Regions from separate parts of the Homo sapiens genome. Here region 2 is linked to region 1. A link is a contact called in ENCODE Hi-C or POLR2A ChIA-PET data. All regions are on one chromosome and are shown on one strand. The core of a region is the stretch at or near the end of the contact, and the rest is flanking DNA. Distances in the headings are between cores, read along the strand shown. Region 1 overlaps SAP30BP (SAP30 binding protein). Region 2 overlaps GGA3 (golgi associated, gamma adaptin ear containing, ARF binding protein 3).

What was found. A loop is a pair of places that touch in the nucleus more often than their neighbours do. ChIA-PET counts read pairs that join two places held with the same protein, here RNA polymerase II (POLR2A). Pooled maps may share reads with other maps.
Region 2: a loop to region 1 is called in a pooled map, with 5 times the contacts of the local background. The contact joins two enhancer-like sites. A Hi-C loop is called at or near these places in 2 of 50 pooled maps. POLR2A ChIA-PET finds 5 or more read pairs at or near these places in 5 of 52 experiments (A673, B cell, BJ and 2 more).

Annotation. Positions count from the first base shown.
Region 1 is chr17:75,686,252-75,692,145 of GRCh38, forward strand. The region is part of intron 3 of SAP30BP (SAP30 binding protein); the gene reads left to right. Among named protein-coding and RNA genes, the nearest start is that of SAP30BP-AS1, 4.4 kb to the left of the region's middle. RefSeq lists enhancers at 1,884-2,385, 2,386-2,885. Within about 2 kb of position 2,125, at least 14 of the 41 ENCODE cell types and tissues checked have a DNase peak (open chromatin) inside an H3K27ac peak, as active enhancers do; they include B cell, where a contact is called at or near this core.
Region 2 is chr17:75,247,427-75,253,320 of GRCh38, forward strand. The region is part of intron 1 of GGA3 (golgi associated, gamma adaptin ear containing, ARF binding protein 3); the gene reads right to left. Among named protein-coding and RNA genes, the nearest start is that of GGA3, 11 kb to the right of the region's middle. RefSeq lists enhancers at 3,099-3,198, 3,209-3,318 and a silencer at 3,642-3,936. Within about 2 kb of position 2,810, at least 11 of the 41 ENCODE cell types and tissues checked have a DNase peak (open chromatin) inside an H3K27ac peak, as active enhancers do; they include B cell, where a contact is called at or near this core.

The sequences.
Region 1 (5,894 bases), core at 875-3,374:
TCACGCCTGTAATCTCAGCACTTTGGGAGGCTGAGGCAGGCAGATCACGAGGTCAGGAGATCGAGACCATCCTGGCTAACGAGGTGAAACCCCGTCTCTACTAAAAATACAAAAATTAGCCAGGCGTGGTGGCGGGCGCCTATAGTCCCAGCTACTCTGGAGGTTGAGGAAGGAGAATGGCGTGAACCCTGGAGGCGGAGCTTGCAGTGAGCCGAGATTGCGCCACTGCACTCCAGCCTGGGCAACAGAGCGGGACTCCATCTCAGGAAAAAGAAAAAAAAAAAGAAAGAAAAAAAGAAACCTTCTGTGGTTGGGAGCAGAGCCTTCCCATCAGCAAGTGGTCTAAGCAAAGGCAACCCCAGCGTGTCCCAGAGGGCCCCACCAACTTCCGCCCATTTTTCTGATAAATTGAGTGTTTCCATTCCCAGGCAGGCAGTGTGCCCACGGCAGTGGCTCAGTCCTGGCCGACAGGATACAACTAAAGGAAATGTGCTAGCAATGGGCTTTCTCCAGGGCTCTCCAGTGGGGGTGGCTGGCATCTGGCCTCTGGGGTGGGATGTTCCCATGCAGCATTGGGTTTGGAGGCTTTGCTGAGCTGTTGACAGCTCTCACTCCTAGCCCCCAACCATGTCTCTGTCAAACCAACATCATTTTATTCTGGAACTTGGAGGTATTTTATAAAGGTAATCCAGCATTGTTGCTTTCTTGGCAACCTGAAGTGACTCACATTGATCTCAGAAAACCTTGTTTTGACTATTACTTTGATGCCTCCACAAGAGGGTTTCTGGAGGATGGCATAGCAGTTGTTCTGAAGCAGCTGTATTGCCTGATGGTTAAGAGCACAGTTTCATGGGACTGTTGTGAAAAATGAGATTCTTAATTGAAGAGCTTAGCATAATACCTAAACTTATTCCCCTAGATTGAGTTTTCATATTTTATCCTCAATGCTTGGCCCATTGCTTGGTGTATAAATCATGCTCAATAAATTATCTGTGGAAAAAATAAATGAATTAACTATACAGTAATTATTTTTGTCTTAGGATTTAGGAGCATTAGGCCCAGTGTTCGGAAAGAGGATGCAGGGCCAGATGTGGTGGCTCACACCTGTAATCCCAGCATTTTGGGAGGCTGTGGCAGGAGGATTGCTTGAGCCTACGAGTTCAAGAGCAGCCTGGGCAACATAGTGAGACCCCATCTCTACAAAAAATTTAAAAATTAGCCAGCCATGGTGGTGCATGCCTGTAATCCCAGCTACTTGGGAGGCTGAGGCAAGAGAATTGCTTGAGCCCAGGAGGTCAAGGCTGCAATGAGCTATGATTGCGCCAGTGTACTCCAGCCTGTGTGACAGAGTGAGACCCTGTCTCAGGAAAAAAAAAAAAAAAAAGATGATGCAGAAAGATGAACAAAGAATTGGGTTTGAAATTTTTTTGTAATTCAGCGTTGGTGTCCCCTCCCCACCTTCTCCTGCCCCTTGGCAGACTTTTATTGCAAGCCTAGCCCTTTTGTTAGCTGCTCTTCTGCTGCCTGTCCGTCTGACATTTCTAGTGAATCTACACATGAAACTCACTGTGGAGTTGACCAGGCTGGGAGTCTGAAGTTAAAACATAACAGCTGAAGGTAGGTGTGGAACCTAAACTTGACAGAAGACAAACTGACAGTGTTTGGGGTGTGTGTGTGTGTGTGTGTGTGTGTGTGTGTGTGTGTGAGAGAGACAGAGAGAGGTCAGTGCTTGAGCACCTTCTGTGGACCAGGCTGACTATTAGACTTGGTGATTTTTGTGAGTACACAGAGTAGAGTAGTTTGTCTTCATCGGCCAGGTGAGCATGAGGGTAGAGGAAGGCTTCCCTGGGCTGGGCTGAGGCCTACACGGGGCTTTCTAGGCAGGAGTGGGGAGAAGGTGATTTCAGGGAGCAGGCATTGCAAAGATCCTGGGTGCAGAAAGGGGAGGAAGAGGCTGAAATGGGCAGCAGGGAATCCTCAAGGCTCGTGGGCCACAGTGAGGATCTGTTTTTAAGGAGCTATTGTGCTCGTGAAGTGAGATCTCATCAGGCCATGGGCTGTCCCAGGTCTGAGAGAATAAAGGTTTGAAAGGAGTCATTTTACTAATCTGCCTCCCTAGCTGCCACGTACTTGTAAGATGCAAGATTACATTGCCCAACAGGAAACCCCCAGTCTGTAGCATTCTTGCCTGTGGCCTCGGGGCTGGCTGCCCTGTGCCCCTGTTCAGAGTGCTTTCTCTGTGCCCGCTACTCCCGAAGCTGGAAAGAAAACATGACGTTTAGATTTGGTGGGATCTAGATGCTGGCGGCTGCCTTTGTGGAACTCAAGTTTGACACTGGAGCTTTGTGGGGCCGGTTCCAGGAAGGATTGAGGAAGCATTGTTGGCTGTAAATAAACCTCCATTCTCTTACTCAGGACTTGGTACTTCTCTGCTGAGTAAATCCTCCCAGCTCAAATGGCAGCTTGTCCAGTTTCGTGGGTCTATATTGTTGTTACTTCCTTCCTGCGCTCCAGTCAGCTTCATCAATGGCTGGACTTTTGTATTCTCTGCAGGAGGAACCATATTCCAGGTTCTGTAATTCTTGAGAACCAGGCCCCTGCCACTGACCTACAGTTGCATCTTCCAAGTCTCAGTCACAGTTGGTTAAGAAACCAAATTGGCAGGTTGAGATCACTATTCTTCTCCAGGGACAGCGCCCAGTGTGCCGCAGCCGCCTCCTGCTCTGGTTGTTGGGCCTTTAGTCTCAGGTGGGGTCTGGGTGGATGAGGGGTGCAGGCAGAGGAGGAGACCTCGGCTCAGATTGGTGTCCTCCACCAGCTCAGCGTTTAAACCATACTTCCTCTTTCCTCCTTTCTGTTTTCTAACTTGGCTTTTGTTTTTGTCTTTTCGTTTTTCCTTGTATCTTTTTTTTTTTTTTTTGGAGACAATCTTGCTCTTTCAGGCTGGAGTGCAGTGGCGCAATCTCGGCTCACTGCAACCTCCACCTCTCAAGTAGCTGGGATTACAGGCATGCACCACCATGCCCGGCTAATTTTTGTATTTTTAGTGGAGAGGAGGTTTTACCATGTTGTCCAGGCTGGTCCCAAACTCCTGGCCTCAAGTGATCTGCGCACCTCAGCCTCCCAACTCCCCCAGCCTGTTTTTCCTTGTGTCTTGATTGGAATTGAATGAGGGGGCTGAAGAGGTGGGCCTAGTCTTTTCTCCCAGGAGCAGCCTTCCTTTCCTAGGTGAGGTGCTTTGTTTTCACCTTCCTTAGGAACTGGGTGAAAAGCCCTCAGCCTGTTCTGGCTGTGTGTTGTTGCTCATGTCTCTGGGCTGCGGGTTCCATGCCCTCTGGCTGATGTAGACAGATGCCTGGTGACTAGACATCCAGGATGAGCTCATTACTTTAACCAACTGAGAATTTCTACCTGAAGGCCAGTGGGTGGATTCATACGAGTCAAGACAGGTGTTTCCTGTGCATTTCAAAACGCTGCTGGCGGGGAAGAGATGAACAGTGCTTTCTTGTTGCTTTTTGCTTGTATCCTCACAGCCCTTCTTTCCGCTTCCTGCCTCTTTAAGGGCATAGTGAGAATCTCCCCCAGAGCAGGTGGTTTAACACCAGTGCCTTGAACGACTGGCAGTTTAATAATCGAGCCTTTCTTCCGTCTCCTTAATTCTGTCATTTAAAATATTTCAGTGGGCGAGAGGTGACTTCTATCAATTAAAAGATTTCAATGGGAGGGAGGTGAGGAATGAAAAATTACCTACCGGGTACAGTGTTCACTTTCTGGGTGATGGGTACACTGGGAGCCCAAACCTTACTTATCATTACACAATAATATATCCATGTAACAGACCTGCACATATACCACCAAATCTAAAATAAAATACTTTTTTTTAAATTATAAAATAAATCGTTCATCACATGTTTTTTCTGACACATGGCTGGCTTCCATGATAACTGTCATGGGTGCTTGGTCCATTTTTCATACTAAATACCTCCTATCTGAGACATGACTGGTAAGAGGGCATCTCTTTAGGCCTGTCCTCCCTGTGGTGGAGGTCGTTATAGAGGCATATCATTACTGTTTGAATAGAGGTCACTTTTATTGGATGAAACTTGATTCAGTGGATGGTTGTGTGTAAATGGTACTAAAAAGCAGCTCTGGGGTATTTCAGGGTCTCCCTGTGTCACCCAGGCTGGAGTGCAGTGGCATGATCATAGCTCACTGCAGCTTTGACCTCCCAGACTCAGGTGATCTCTCCTCAGCCTCCCAAGTAGCTAGGACTACAGGCTGGTCTCAAACTCCTGGACTCAAGCAGTCAGGCCCACCTCAGCCTCTCAAAGTGCTGGGATTACAGGCGTGAGCCACTGCGCCTGACCAAGCGAGCACTTTAGGATCCAGAGAACTTAGGTTGTTGTCTTTCTTCTTTAGGAGAAGCTCGGCACAGTGACAGAGGCACCCAGGGCTCAGCAAGCTCATGGCCCAGCTTGTTGGACTCAGAGGGCAGAAGAATCACATTCTAAACATGATAAGGTATAGCCAGCAGGAGGCAGATTCCCAGATTGATTCTCCAGAGCCTTGTAGGTCCCAAGGGTGCCTATGACACCAATGGGAATCTGAACCAACACAGACAGCACAGTCTTCTTAGGAGACCCTAGTGCAGCAGCGCTGGCCTCCTCCTGAGCGTGCACGCTTATATGGCTTCTGAGCTGGCCAGGCTACTTCATGCATTTGGTTTAATGGGTCCTCGTAAGGCAGGAGAATCTTCTTGAACTTGGAGTTGGGTCTGTGGTCCATTGGTCAGTACTTTGTTCAGAGGCACTGAGGGTGGGAAGGCTCATGGAGCTGGATTCTGCTGCTGGGAAGCTGGGTGGGCCTTGTTTGTGGGCCTCAGGTTCAGGACTGAATGAGAGTCCTCTTGTTGCGAGTTGAGGGTGTACTCTGGGCATGCCATGCCCTTTTTTTGTACTAAGAGGGTAGAAAAGCAAAGACCAGACTAGTTGGCAAATTGGAACCCAACTACCCAGTTTATTTATTTCTTAGGCGTAGAAGGAATAATTTAGGGGGAACTGAAGAGCCAACCTAAAGGAAAAAAATAAAATAAAGGGATAAAATACTTCCTGTGATTTTGCCCCATCATCTCTTTTCTTCCAGAGACGTGACTCAACAACCTCAGCTGAGCCTGGCAGCACACACACCCCACACTCCTTTCCATCTCCAGGTTCACAAAAGCCACAAGAAGCCACGGGGAGGCTCCTGGCCTCTTACTTTACCTAAGGAGGCCCTGAAGTGGCAAGTGTGTTTCCCCTTGAAGAGCCATTGCATGTTTGGTGACTAACTTCCTGTGGCTTTGGGGTAGACATGGTAGACTCCTTGTGTGGGGATTGGGCCTCTGCAGTTGAGTCCATGAGAAGGGGTGGGTGTGGTATGGTGCGGAGCCTTGGGGAAGGGTGAGTGGGGGCTGGAGGGAGAGTTAACGAATGGTCAGTCCCTGTATGATCAGCCAGCTGGCGGGTGAGGGAGGAGCTGATGTTTTCCTACAATCAGCACCCAGAAAGCTGTTCTCTAGAGGGAAAATGTGAGGGCATTTTACAGTCCCATGTATTGTTACTAACACTCTTGAACACTGGTTTCCTGAGAGTCACTGCTACAAAGGGATTGTTGGTCCCCTGAGAGACTGGCAGTCTCTATAGGGCTGCTGATTTATGACTGCGGCAGTCTCTATAGAGCCGCTGATTTATGACTGCAACCTGAAGTTGGTGTGGCAGTCCTCCAGGCGCGCCTCCCTGCCTGCTCCCAGCCTCCTCTTTGCCCACCTGATTGGCAGGGGGCAGTGGCTCGAAGAGATGGGTTGCTAAGCAGCCTGGCCTGGACGTGGTGCCCTGCCAGGTTGAATGAATAGCTGC
Region 2 (5,894 bases), core at 1,560-4,059, 440 kb before region 1:
TAATTTTGTATTTTTGGTAGAGACGGGGTTTCTCCATGTTGGTCAGGCTGGTCTCAAACTCCCGACCTCAGGTGATCGGCCCGCCTTGGCCTCCCAAAGTGCTGGGATTACAGGCGTGAGTCACCGCGCCCAGCGAATATTTTCCACATACCTGTCAAAAGGTTTTTCCAGACCTAGCCTTCCATAATGCTTTAAGTGTTTTTGAAATTGCACATAATGCTCATCATTGTCAAGCCAACAACATTTACTTAGCCCCTACTAAGCCCTGGTCACCGTGCAACTTGCCTGGGATTGCAGCTTGAGTATCTAGCACCCCCAGGCTCTAATGGCCTTCCATGGTCAAGCACAAACACAAGTACTAGAGTTCTCAGAGGGCCCCTGGGATTTAAAATCCAGGCACCAAATGCAAAGTTCTGATATTTGGCATGGGCTCTCCTCAGTTACCTTCCCAAACCTGTGATTACACTGAAGAGCCCAGCTGAGGGTGGTTACATGGGTTCCCATCTCTGATTCAGGTCCAGAGCCTCCCTCTTCAGAAAGCACTCTCCAGCTGTTTGCTAAATTTAGGGCTTTGGGTTCTGAAGACAAATGGAAGGCTGAAGACGCACACCCCTTAAAACACTCCTGCTCCCTCCCCAGATCTCTATGAGGGCCCAAAGCAGGGTGTCAGAGCCCCTCCCGACAAGGCCCTCTCTGTCATTACTTTCTGAATTCTGATTTCTCATAATTGTATTTTGTTAACTTTAAAAATCACCAGCTACGGGGCCGGGCGTGGTGGCTCACGCCTGTAATCCCAGCACTTTGGGAGGCCGAGGCGGGCGGATCACGAGGTCAGGAGATCGAGACCATCCTGGTTAACACGGTGAAACCCCCTCTCTACTAAAAATACAAAAAGTTAGCTGGGCAAGGTGGCGGGCGCCTGTAGTCCCAGCTACTCGGTAGGCTGAGGCAGGAGAATGGCGCGAACCCGGGGGGTGGAGTCTGCAGTGAGCTGAGATCGCACCACTGCATTCCAGCCTGGGCGACAGCGAGACTCCGTCTCAAAAAAAAAAAAAAAAAAAAAAAAAATCACCAGCTGGGCCGGGTGCAGTGGCTCACGCCTGTAATCCCAACACTTTGGGAGGCCGAGGCAGGCGGATCACCTGAGGTCAGGAGTTCAAGACCAGCCTGACCAACATGGAGAAACCCCATCACTACTAAAAATACAGAATTAGCTGGGCATGGTGGCACATGCCTGTAGTCCCAGCTACTCAGGAGGCTGAGGCAGGAAAATCGCTTGAACCTGGGAGGCAGAGGTTGCCTTGAGCCGAGATCGTGCCATTGCACTCCAGCCTGGGCAACAAGTGAAAACTCTGTCTAAAAAAAAAACAAAAACAAAAACAAAAAAAACAAAACAAAAAAAAAAAAACTCACCAGCTGGATGAACACATCATAACAGAGACTCCAGCTCCTTCACTGGCAACAGGGCTGCAGGGATCTGAGTAGCGACAGCTGCCAGGCAGAGGGAAGGCCCGTGGCACCCAGTGTATCACCCTGCTTCCCAGGTCGGGGCTCGGCCTCCCCGGCAGTGTTTCTGTTGTGGCTGCAAGGGGAAGATTCTGATGGTTTAGGTTCATATTTATTTATTTATTTATTTTGAGATTGAGTCTCGCTGTGTCACCCAGGCTGGAGTGCAGTGGCGCGATCTAGGCTCACTGCAACCTCCACCTCCCAGGTTCGAGCTATTCTCCTGCCTCAGCCTCCCGAGTAGCTGGGATTATAGGCATGCGCCACTATGCCTGGCTACTTTTTGTATTTTTAGTAGAGATGGGGTTTCGCCATGGTGGCCAGGCCTCCTGACCTCAGGTAAGGAGGTCAAGACCAGCCCTGGCCTCCCAAAGTGCTGGGATTACAGGCGGGAGCCACCGCACCCCGCCTAGGTTCCTCTTTAGAAGAAAAAGAAGGTGTCTGTCTTCAATCTTGAAAGAGAATTAACAGGTCCTTCAAAATCTGGAGCTTGAAAGGAGGGGAGTTAAATGTAATCAAGGGTAGCCATTTGGAAAGAAATGTCTGGCAATCCTGCATTACTGTATGGTAGCCTACCAGCTATCACATTCCAAATGCCAAGTCTCTCCCACCAATTGTCTGAAATTTCCTCAGGCATTAGCGTAGCTCTGTTACTAATTCCTATCAGGTGCTTAAAGTTCTCACATAACACCAAAAGTCTACAGGGTACAAAAATTGAATGGTCTGAGAAGCAATCCCCATCCCCCAGGGCTATTATTTTGGGAACAGTCATACACCTTGTGACAGAAGAAAAACTGGCCCACTCACTTTCACTTTTTGCACGGGGAAAAGCATCTTCTGAGTACAGAGTAAAATGTGGATCCCCCCAACCCCCGAAGCAACTGGTATTCACCATACGTTATCTTCTTCCCAAGTCTATTAGACTTCCAACAGCATTTCTACTTCCAAGAACACTCCTGCCCACTTTTCACTTGTATTAATTTCTCTAGAATCTCACTTTCTTCCACCTTGATAGACCTTTTTATGGCAAATCCACAGGGAGCTCTTTGCCTACTCACGGGCACAAAAAGCCCTAGTTTCTGCAATGGTCAGTTCCATGTCTATCTCCTCCAGCTCTCTGGGCAGCTCAGAAAGCAGAGCTCACCCGCCCACAGGAACGGGAAGGAACCTCTGGGGATAATTCTGGGTGACTTGATCTTTCCATCTGCCTACTGCCTCCCCAGCAGATGCACACAGCCTCCCACCCACTCAACATTTCCTTCACCTGGCATAGAGGTGACACCCGAGCTTCCCCTATAGACCTTGCCTTCCCGAACCGCCCCTCCGGGCTCTGCTCTGACTCATGGTTTCTGTCTATTTTCGAGTCTCTGTTGAAAGCCTCATCTGTTTCTGTGTCTCTGGATTTCCTGCTTTCATTTTTCAGCTTCACTCCATCGCTAGCCTACTCTCGTGGGACTTAAAACGTCATGTGGGGATGGAAACAGCAGCATTGGGTACCCCATTCCAGCACGGCTCAAACATTCCAGAGAAAACAAGATCTACATAGCAGGCTGGATGCGGTGGCTCACGCCCGTAATCTCAGCACTTTGGGAGGCCAAGGCAGGTGGATCATTTGAGGTCAGGAGTTCAAGACCAGCCTGTTCAACATGGTGAAATCCTGTCTCTACTAAAAATACTAAAATTAGCTAGGCACGGTAGCACACACCTGTAATCTCAGCTACTTGAAGGCTGAGGCTGGAGAACTGCTTGAACCCAGGAGGCAGAGGTTGCAGTGAGCCATGATTGTACCACTGCACTCCAGCCTGGGCAACAGAGTGAGACTCCATCTCCAAAAAAAAAAAAAAAAAAAATTATATACATATGGTCTGGGCACGGTGGCTCACGCCTGTAATCCCAGCACTTTGGGAGGCCGAGGCAGGCGGATCACCTGCGTGAGGTTAGGAGTTCGAGACCAGCCTGACCAACATGGTGAAACCCCATCTCTACTAAAAACACAAAATTAGCTGGGCATGGTTCCGCGCACCTGTGATCCCAGCTACTCAGGAGGCTAAGGCAGGAGAACCACTTGAACCCAGGAGGCAGAGGCTGCAGTGAGCTGAGATCAGGCCATTGCACTCCAGCCTGGGCCACAGAGTGAGGCTCCATCTCCAAAAAGAAAAATCTACGTAACAAATGACTTACAAACAAGCAGAAGCAAGAACATGGGCTGGAAAGGGAATAAAGGTCAACCTTCACTAGGGTCCTGAATGGAAACACAAACTTAGTCAATCACCAAGTCTTTGTTAAGCACCCGCAGACAATGAAGTAAACAGCATGTCAGCATGCCAGACCCTGGAGGGACTACAGAAAAAGTTCCAGACACAGATTTTACCCTCAAGGAGGCTGTGCTCTCCTGGTTCAATACATGAAAAAAAAAAAAAATCAGTTCAAAAAACAAGACAGTAGATAATTGGGCTAATTTGGTACAGAAATGAGTGTAAAAACAAATGTATGGCCCAGGCACGGTGGCTCACACCCGCAATCCCAGCATTTTGAGAGGCTGAGGTGGGTGGATCGCGAGGTCAGGAGTTCAAGACCAGCCTGGCTAAGATAGTGAAACCCTGTCTCTACTAAAACTACAAAAATTAGCCAGGCGAAGTGGCAGGCGCCTGTAATCCCAGCTACTTGGGAGGCTGAGGCAGGAGAATCGCTTTAACCCAGGCGGCAGAGGTTGCAATGAGCTGAGATTGTGCCACTGCACTCTAGCCTGGGCGACTAGAGTGAGACTCCTTCTCAAAAAAAAAAAAAAAAAAAAAAGCATCACTTCTTTTTCCTGACTTCCCCATTTCTTTTTCTTCTTCCTTTTTTTTTCTTTTTTGAGACAGGGTCTCACTCTGTCACTCAGGCAAGAGTGCAGTGGTGCGATCATGGCTTCACTGTAGCCTCAACTTCCCAGGCTCAGATGATTCTTCTACCTCAGCCTAGCTGGGACCACAGACACTCACATCACACCTAGCTAATTTTTTGTACTTTTGGTAGAGACAGAATTTTGCCATGTTGCTCAGGCTGGTCTTGAACTCCTAGGCTCAAGCAATCTGCCTGCCTTTAACTCCCAAGGTGCTAGGATTACAGGTGTGAGTCCCAGTGCCTGGCGTCTTTCGTTTTTTTTTTTCTTTTTTGTTGTTTGAGACGGGGTCTCACTCTGTCACCCAGGTTGGAGTGCAGTGGCTCTTACAGCTCACTGCAGTCTCTGCCTCCCAGGCTCAAGTGATCCTCCCACCTCAACCTCCTGAGTAGCTGGGACCACCCACAGGCGTGTGCTTGTTCTTTTTTTAGAGATGGGGGTCTCACTCTATTGCCCCGGGCTGCAGTAGGCGATCATGGCTCACTGTAGCCTCCAACTCCTGGGCTCAGGCGATGCTCCCACCTCAGCCTCCTGAGTAGCTGGGACCACAGGAATGAGCCACTGCATGTGGTCTATTAAGTCACTATTCCTATAAATGCTGCACCTTCCAAAAGTCCCCTATTCCCCCACCTCTTTTTTGACTCCTTCTTCCCTCTCTCCTCATCCATTCCTCTCAGTCTTGTGGTCCTTTCCTTCTCAATGTCTTCTTAAATCCCTTCCTTCCTTATCCCTACCCTCCACTCCTTCTCACCTGCTTCTAGAACTTCTGTTCTAATCCATCCTAATCCTATGTAAAGTCCCTATTGTCAGGCCTCTGAGCCCAAGCCAAGCCATGGCATCCCCTATGACTTGCACGTATACATCCAGATGGCCTGAAGTAACTGAAGATCCACAAAAGATGTAAAAATAGCCTTACCTGATGACATTCCAGCATTGTGATTTGTTTCTGCCCCACCCTAACTGATCAATGTACTTTGTAATCTCCCCCACCCTTAAGAAGGTTCTTCGTAATTCTCCCCACCCTTGAGAATGTACTTTGTGAGATCCATCCCTGCCCGCAAAACATTGCTCTTAACTTCACCGCCTATCCCAAAACCTATAAGAACTAATGATAATCCACCACACCATTTGCTGACTCTCTTTTCGGACTCAGCCCGCCTGCATCCAGGTGAAATAAACAGCCATGTTGCTCACACAAAGCCTGTTTGGTGGTCTCTTCACATGGACGCGCATGAAATTTGGTGCCATGACTCGGATCGCGGGACCTCCCTTGGGAGATCAATCCCCTGTCCTCCTGTTCTTTGCTCCGTGAAAAAGATCCACCTACGACCTCAGGTCCTCAGACCCACCAGCCCAAGGAACATCTCACCAATTTTAAATCAGGTAGGCGGCCTCTTCTTACTCTCTTCTCCAACCTCTCTCACTATCCCTCAACCACTTTCTCCTTTCCACTCTTCAATCTCTCCCTTCTCTTAATTTCAATTCCTTTCATTTTCTGGTAGAG